2 separate regions of the Homo sapiens genome follow, and region 1 is linked to region 2. The links are chromatin contacts, found by Hi-C or POLR2A ChIA-PET in ENCODE. All regions are on one chromosome and are shown on one strand. Each heading gives the region's core, a stretch centred on a gene start or an enhancer-like site at or near the end of the contact. The rest is flanking DNA. Distances are from core to core; before and after follow the strand shown.

Region 1 (2,837 bases), core at 74-2,573, 41 kb before region 2:
TTCCTTTTTCATAGCTGGGACTGAGATGGGCACTACCTGCCTAAAGTTTGTCTTCCCCCATGGATGGATTATGTTCAAGGCAGTTCGCAGAGGGGGCTGAGTACCTGATGGCTAAGGGGAGAAAAAGAAAGATGTTAAATCAGAAAAATAAACACACGTAAGACTTTAGGAGAAAAAGTGAAGTAGCTATTTGGTGTTGACGAACCAGTAGAGACTTGTATTGGTGGTAACATATTGGAAAACAGAATCATTAGAACCCTTCAGATGAAACCTTCTCGTTTACTTGGCATCATAGAGCCACATAGAAGGGAGGCACCTGGGATGTCATTAAATGAAACCTCCCTCAGTGCAGGAAATGCCCCTGGAGCATTCTGATGGAGGGGGAGAAGGGGGGGAGTCTTCCAAGCTTTGCTTGAATATGTGGAGTGATGGGGAGCTCACTACCTGTCAGACAGCATGTGGAAGGGGCAGCTGAGGCCATGAACTCAGCCTCTTTTGCTATCAAATGCTCCAGTTCTCTCTGTGGTCTTCCTTTAATTTGCTTGCTCAGGCTCAACTTGCACATCTGTGGTGACAAAGAGTTCATGACCTCCTAAACTGGCCCATCCAGTCTGATTGTCTCCTCTTGGCTCCAGAGATTTAAAGGTGGGCAAAGCAGGCCCTGCCTCCCAGTAGCTTCATCTAGTGGGAGAGGCAGACAGGTAATCAGATAGATGTCATCTCTGTGTGACCAGCAGAGCAGAAACATGCTTGAAGGCAGAAGTCATGAGGAGGAAGTAGTCATGACCTCCCTGCAAGGTCTCAGTGGGCTTCTCAGAGGAAGTGGCTCACAAGTTTGGATTTCAGAGGATGCATGAGAAGTTGTGAAGAACAAGGAATGGCATTTTGGGTGGAGGAAACAGCGCGTGTCAGACCCGGCAGCATGAGCCAGTGTGATGTGAGGGGAAAGACTGAGCAGGGCAGGATGGTTTGAGAAATATCAGAAGAGGTAAGGTAGAGGGGGCTGCACCCTGCCTGCTAAGAATTTGGAGTTTAACCTGAGGGCTCTGTGGGGCAGCGATGGGTTTAAATCCCAGAAACTTAAGCTGGAGTAACACTTAATATGGGGACTCACTGTGGAGCCCTGGCAGTAGGTGTCTGGTGATTGTATGCAGGAATGCTCCCAGAGACAAGGTGGTTGGTCAGTTCTCTACACCAGACAGCAATGGGATGCAGCATTGAGAGTCTCCAAGACAACCCCCAAGTTCAATGATTCACTAGGACTCTCAGGGCTCAGCACACAGTCATACTCGCAGCTATGACTTATTACACTGAAAGAATACACAGCAATATCAGCAAAGGAAAAGGCACGTGGGGAGGCAAAGTCCAGGGGAAACCAGGTGGCAGCTTCTGATAGCCCTATCACAGCGGAGGAGCACAGGACACGCTTAAGTCCCCCAGCAATGAGTAGCGACCACATGTGTGAAATGCTGCCTAGGGAAGCACATTAGAGATGACACGCCCAGGGTTTTTAGTCGGAGGATGGATATGTCGACACCGTCTGCCTACTATGTAACAAAATTCCAGACTCCCAGAAGGAAGGCAGTGTTCAGCATAAACCACGTTGTTTGCACAACCAGTTCAGGCACAGTGAGCTGCTCTTATCATTGAGGGGATGGTGGGAACTGTCCAGAATCCAAGCTCTCAGATACCAGCCAAGGACCAACCTTCAAATCAGACCTTTCTAAAGATAACAGTCTCAGGCCTGCTATGTTAACTCTTTTCTGCCCAGGCATCCTCAGCTATTCTTCGCTTTTAGTTTATGGCAACATATTGCAGTTTCCAGATGCCAGATTAAATTTATATTATTGAATTTTAACTAACTTGACTAATTATATGATTGAGTGAATTTAGCCCTCACAAAATAGACAAGTGGCCTGGAAATGATTGTTTCAAAGAAAACCTAAGTCAAAGCAAATATTAAGAATGCTTGCACACCAAGGCCAGGTGCAGTGGCTCTTGCCTGTACTCCCAACATTTTGAGAGGCCGAGGCAGGAGGATCACTTGAGTTCAGGGGTTCAAGACCAGCCTGGGCAATATAGCAAGATTTCGTCTCTACTAAAAATCAAAAAAATTAGCTGGGCATGGTGGTGCATGCCTGCAGTCCCAGATACTCAGGAGACTGAGGTGGGAGGATTGTTTGAGCTCTGGAGATGGAGGCTGAAATGAGCTGTGATTGTACCACTGTACTCCAGCCTGAGGGACAGAGCAAGATCTCATCTCAAAAAAAAAAAAAAAAAAAAAAAAGGAATGCTTTGCACACTGGAGTGACACATCTCCTCAAAATAGATCTTTGTCAGCCACAGGATGAGGTAAAAATGATGATATTACTTCATCTTTGTCCTTTTTAAAATGCCCATGGTCTGTATATGGTCATTTGTAAAATTAAACATGTTCAAGAGAATGTTATCAAAAATGCTGTAGACCATTGGTCTTAACAGTCATGTCACTAAATTAGCTTTACAAGTGTGCTGAGGTCCCTGGAGGGTGTTACAGGTTGGTCAGCTACCCCCTCTGGGTGTGTCCTGGTCCTTTGACATCCGGCTCCTAGGTGTAGATGAACCTGATTTGAGTTGAGGAGACTCCATCTGAGGAGGAGGCAGCAGCAGGATGTCGGGGAGAGAGGCCTGGACCGGGTCAAAGCATCGAGTTCCAGGCTTAGCTCTGGAGCTGTGTGGCATGGTTAAGGGAACTATCTTGAATGCGCTGGGCCTCAGTTTCTTCACCTGTTAAGGGAGTTCCTCACTTAACTGATACCTCCAAAAAATCACCCTGGTGTCTGTTATTGTTGTTGTTA
Region 2 (2,721 bases), core at 114-2,613:
CCAAGACTGTACCTTGGATACCAGGGTGATAAATAGACTCAGGACAATAAATTTTTACGACTAGAAAGTAAAAGAAGAAAAGGCTGAATCCAGAAAATCTGAAGTCCAGTTGGTCCCTGCCAGCCAGAGATGATGATGATGACAAAAGAATTACAGACTCAGAGAGAGGCCCACCTGGGGAGTTCATGTGTGCAGACCCCAAAGAGCTACGCAGGCCCTCTGGTCTCATATTTTTCTGAAAATCTTTGTGTTAGCATTTGAACAATTGTTTCTCCAGTGGAAGAGAGAGAGCAAGGAAGAGGAAAAAAGGGAGGTTTCTATGAGGTTTCTATTTCTGCAGCATTGTTCATTGCAATGGGAAGACAGAGGGTGAGCAAGTTCCACACCAGAACTTTAGGCAGGTTTGTTTCTAAGTGCTCTACAATCACAAGGAAACCACTGACCACAGAAACCAACAGGGAAGAAAAAAGGACAAGGGAACCACAGTGTCCAGGCACCTCAGCACTCATGGTGGCTCGGAAAGGAACCGCCAGCCCTGTGGTGGGATGTTCATTCTTTTCTGCCCTTGTTTAGCTTGAAGTTTCTCCCTAAAGCGATAGTGGATTAAGCTTCAAATACTGAGTTGTTTTGTCCTTGACAAAGGATGAAACATTTAACATGCCCCAAAGATGCTCTGTTCATGTCAGAGGAGGCTGAGACAACCTGTGAACCACCCCTTAGGGGACAGCAGCCAGAAGAAACACGATCATTGCTGGTCCTGCCCAAATCTCACTTCCCAGCCCACCCACCCATACTCTTGCCCTTCTCTGGACTGGTACCCCAACTCCAGGCTTACCCTACTCACATGCAAGCACCCAATAGTAAGCAAACACGTACTATAATAATGACAACAGTGTCTCACATTTCAACAGCATGGCAAAGTTCACAAAGCACCTTGACATCCCCATTTTAGAGATTCATCAGAGGAAACTAAAGCTGAGTAGGTGACCTGACTGGCCTGAGATAACCTTGCTTGCTACGCATGAGAACTGGAACCCAGCCCAAGCCTTGTGGTATTGGATGAGTCAGTATCCCTTCCACTGGGATTGATCCATTCACACTTCCTGCTTCTTTTTGCATCCGTCCCTTTGTTTTCTTTTTCTTCATTGATGCTTTCAAAATTATTAGCTTCCAATTGTGCATAATGTTCTCTTACAAATGCTTAAATCTCTTTCACATCTGTGATTATCTGGTTGATGGTTCATGAGAGTGAACAGATATTCAAATCCAGCAAGTTTAGATCTGAGAGCTTCACCTTCCAGTCCCGCTTCATCCTTAGTACTAGATCTACTCAGCCTTCTTCTAGGATTTCAACAAAGCTGCATTGTCTTAGGAGTAACAATAGCAAAAATAATCATAGCAACAGCTTTTCTTGAGTGCATGCTATGTGGTAAGCACTGTTCCAAGTTCTTTGCTTTATCAACTCATTCAGTCTTCACAACAACCCCATGTGGGAATTACCATTATTATCCCCAGTCTACAGATGAGGAAACTGAGGCACAGAGGGGTTAAATAACATGCCCATGGTCACACAGCTGGTAAATATACAACATGTAGCCCTTAGTGGTTAAGCAAGTAGACTCTGGAGCTAGGCTTAACTCCAAATCCCAGTTCAGCCACTTACTGTGTGAAGTTAGGTTAGTGTACTGGGCTGAATTGTCATTCCCCCTAAACGATATATGCATCCTTACCCCTGGACCTGTGAAATGTGGCCTTATTTGCTAAAGGGGTCTTTGCAGATGTCATTATGTTAAGGGTCTTCAGAAGAAATCATTTTGGATTACCCGGATGGGCCCTAAACTCGATGACAGGTGTCCTTATAAAAAATACACATAGAGGGACACAGACACAGGGGAGAAGGCCATGCGGAGATGGAGGCAGAATGATGCAGCCACAGCATGGAATGCCTGGGGCCACCGGGAGCTGGAGAAGACATGGCAGGATTCTTCTCTTGAGCCTTCAGAAGGAGCACAGCCCAACGGACATCTTGACTTTGGACTTCTGGCCTCCAGAACTGTGCAAGGATTAATTGTCTATTGTTTTAAGCCGCCCAATTTATGGTAGTTTGTTACAACAGCTCTAGAAAATGAGTATCATTTCTGAGGGCTTCAGCCTTAAAATGGGCCTAGATAGGAGAAGTGCCCACTTTACTGAGCTTTGGGGAGGACTAGAAGGGATGCCTGTAAGATTTGCCCACACCCAGCACCTGGAGAGCACTTGATGAAGGTTAGCCCTCATACAGAGCATCATTTATTACCCGGCCTTTGGCTGCTCTGCCCTGAACCCTTGCAGAGCCCACGGAAGCCAGCCCTTCACATTGCCATCTTCTTGTGTCTGACTCGTTGCCACTGGGACCCCTGAGCCCAGCCCAGCGTGTTCCTGGCTCAGGAATCTCAGAGGAATCAAATCTGACTCCCAGACCCAGGCTGCAGAGGCCTCTCTGAGCCATTATTACCAGGGCTGCCAGAGCGAGACTATGAACATCCACATGTGGCGTTTTAATATTTTACCCAAGAAGTCATTTTCTTCCACGATTCAGACACAGAAGACTCGAAGAATTAAAGTGAGAAAGGTACTCAGGGCCTGCATGATTTCCGCCAATGGGCGTGGAGGATTTTCCTGTGTCTGTTCAGGCTCTTTCTTTCTTATCTGCGTCTTACAGCAGACGGGAAGCCAGCTGAC

Evidence for each region. Hi-C counts contacts between places; a loop is a spot of excess contacts on that map. ChIA-PET counts read pairs that join two places held with the same protein, here RNA polymerase II (POLR2A). Pooled maps may share reads with other maps.
Region 1: a loop to region 2 is called in a map of posterior vena cava, with 19 times the contacts of the local background. The contact joins two enhancer-like sites. A Hi-C loop is called at or near these places in 6 of 168 maps with a recorded cell type or tissue (CD14-positive monocyte, IMR-90, K562 and 3 more) and 3 of 50 pooled maps. POLR2A ChIA-PET finds 5 or more read pairs at or near these places in 3 of 52 experiments (AG04449, AG04450 and activated CD4-positive, alpha-beta T cell).

What each region holds. Positions count from the first base shown.
Region 1 is chr9:98,373,302-98,376,138 of GRCh38, reverse strand. All of the region lies in intron 11 of GABBR2 (gamma-aminobutyric acid type B receptor subunit 2), which reads left to right. Among named protein-coding and RNA genes, the nearest start is that of TBC1D2, 120 kb to the right of the region's middle. RefSeq lists an enhancer at 672-731 and a silencer at 738-1,032. Within about 2 kb of position 1,323, at least 6 of the 41 ENCODE cell types and tissues checked have a DNase peak (open chromatin) inside an H3K27ac peak, as active enhancers do; they include endothelial cell of umbilical vein, where a contact is called at or near this core.
Region 2 is chr9:98,332,718-98,335,438 of GRCh38, reverse strand. All of the region lies in intron 13 of GABBR2 (gamma-aminobutyric acid type B receptor subunit 2), which reads left to right. Among named protein-coding and RNA genes, the nearest start is that of TBC1D2, 78 kb to the right of the region's middle. RefSeq lists a cis regulatory region at 2,684-2,701 and an enhancer at 2,621-2,721. Within about 2 kb of position 1,363, at least 2 of the 41 ENCODE cell types and tissues checked have a DNase peak (open chromatin) inside an H3K27ac peak, as active enhancers do; they include endothelial cell of umbilical vein, where a contact is called at or near this core.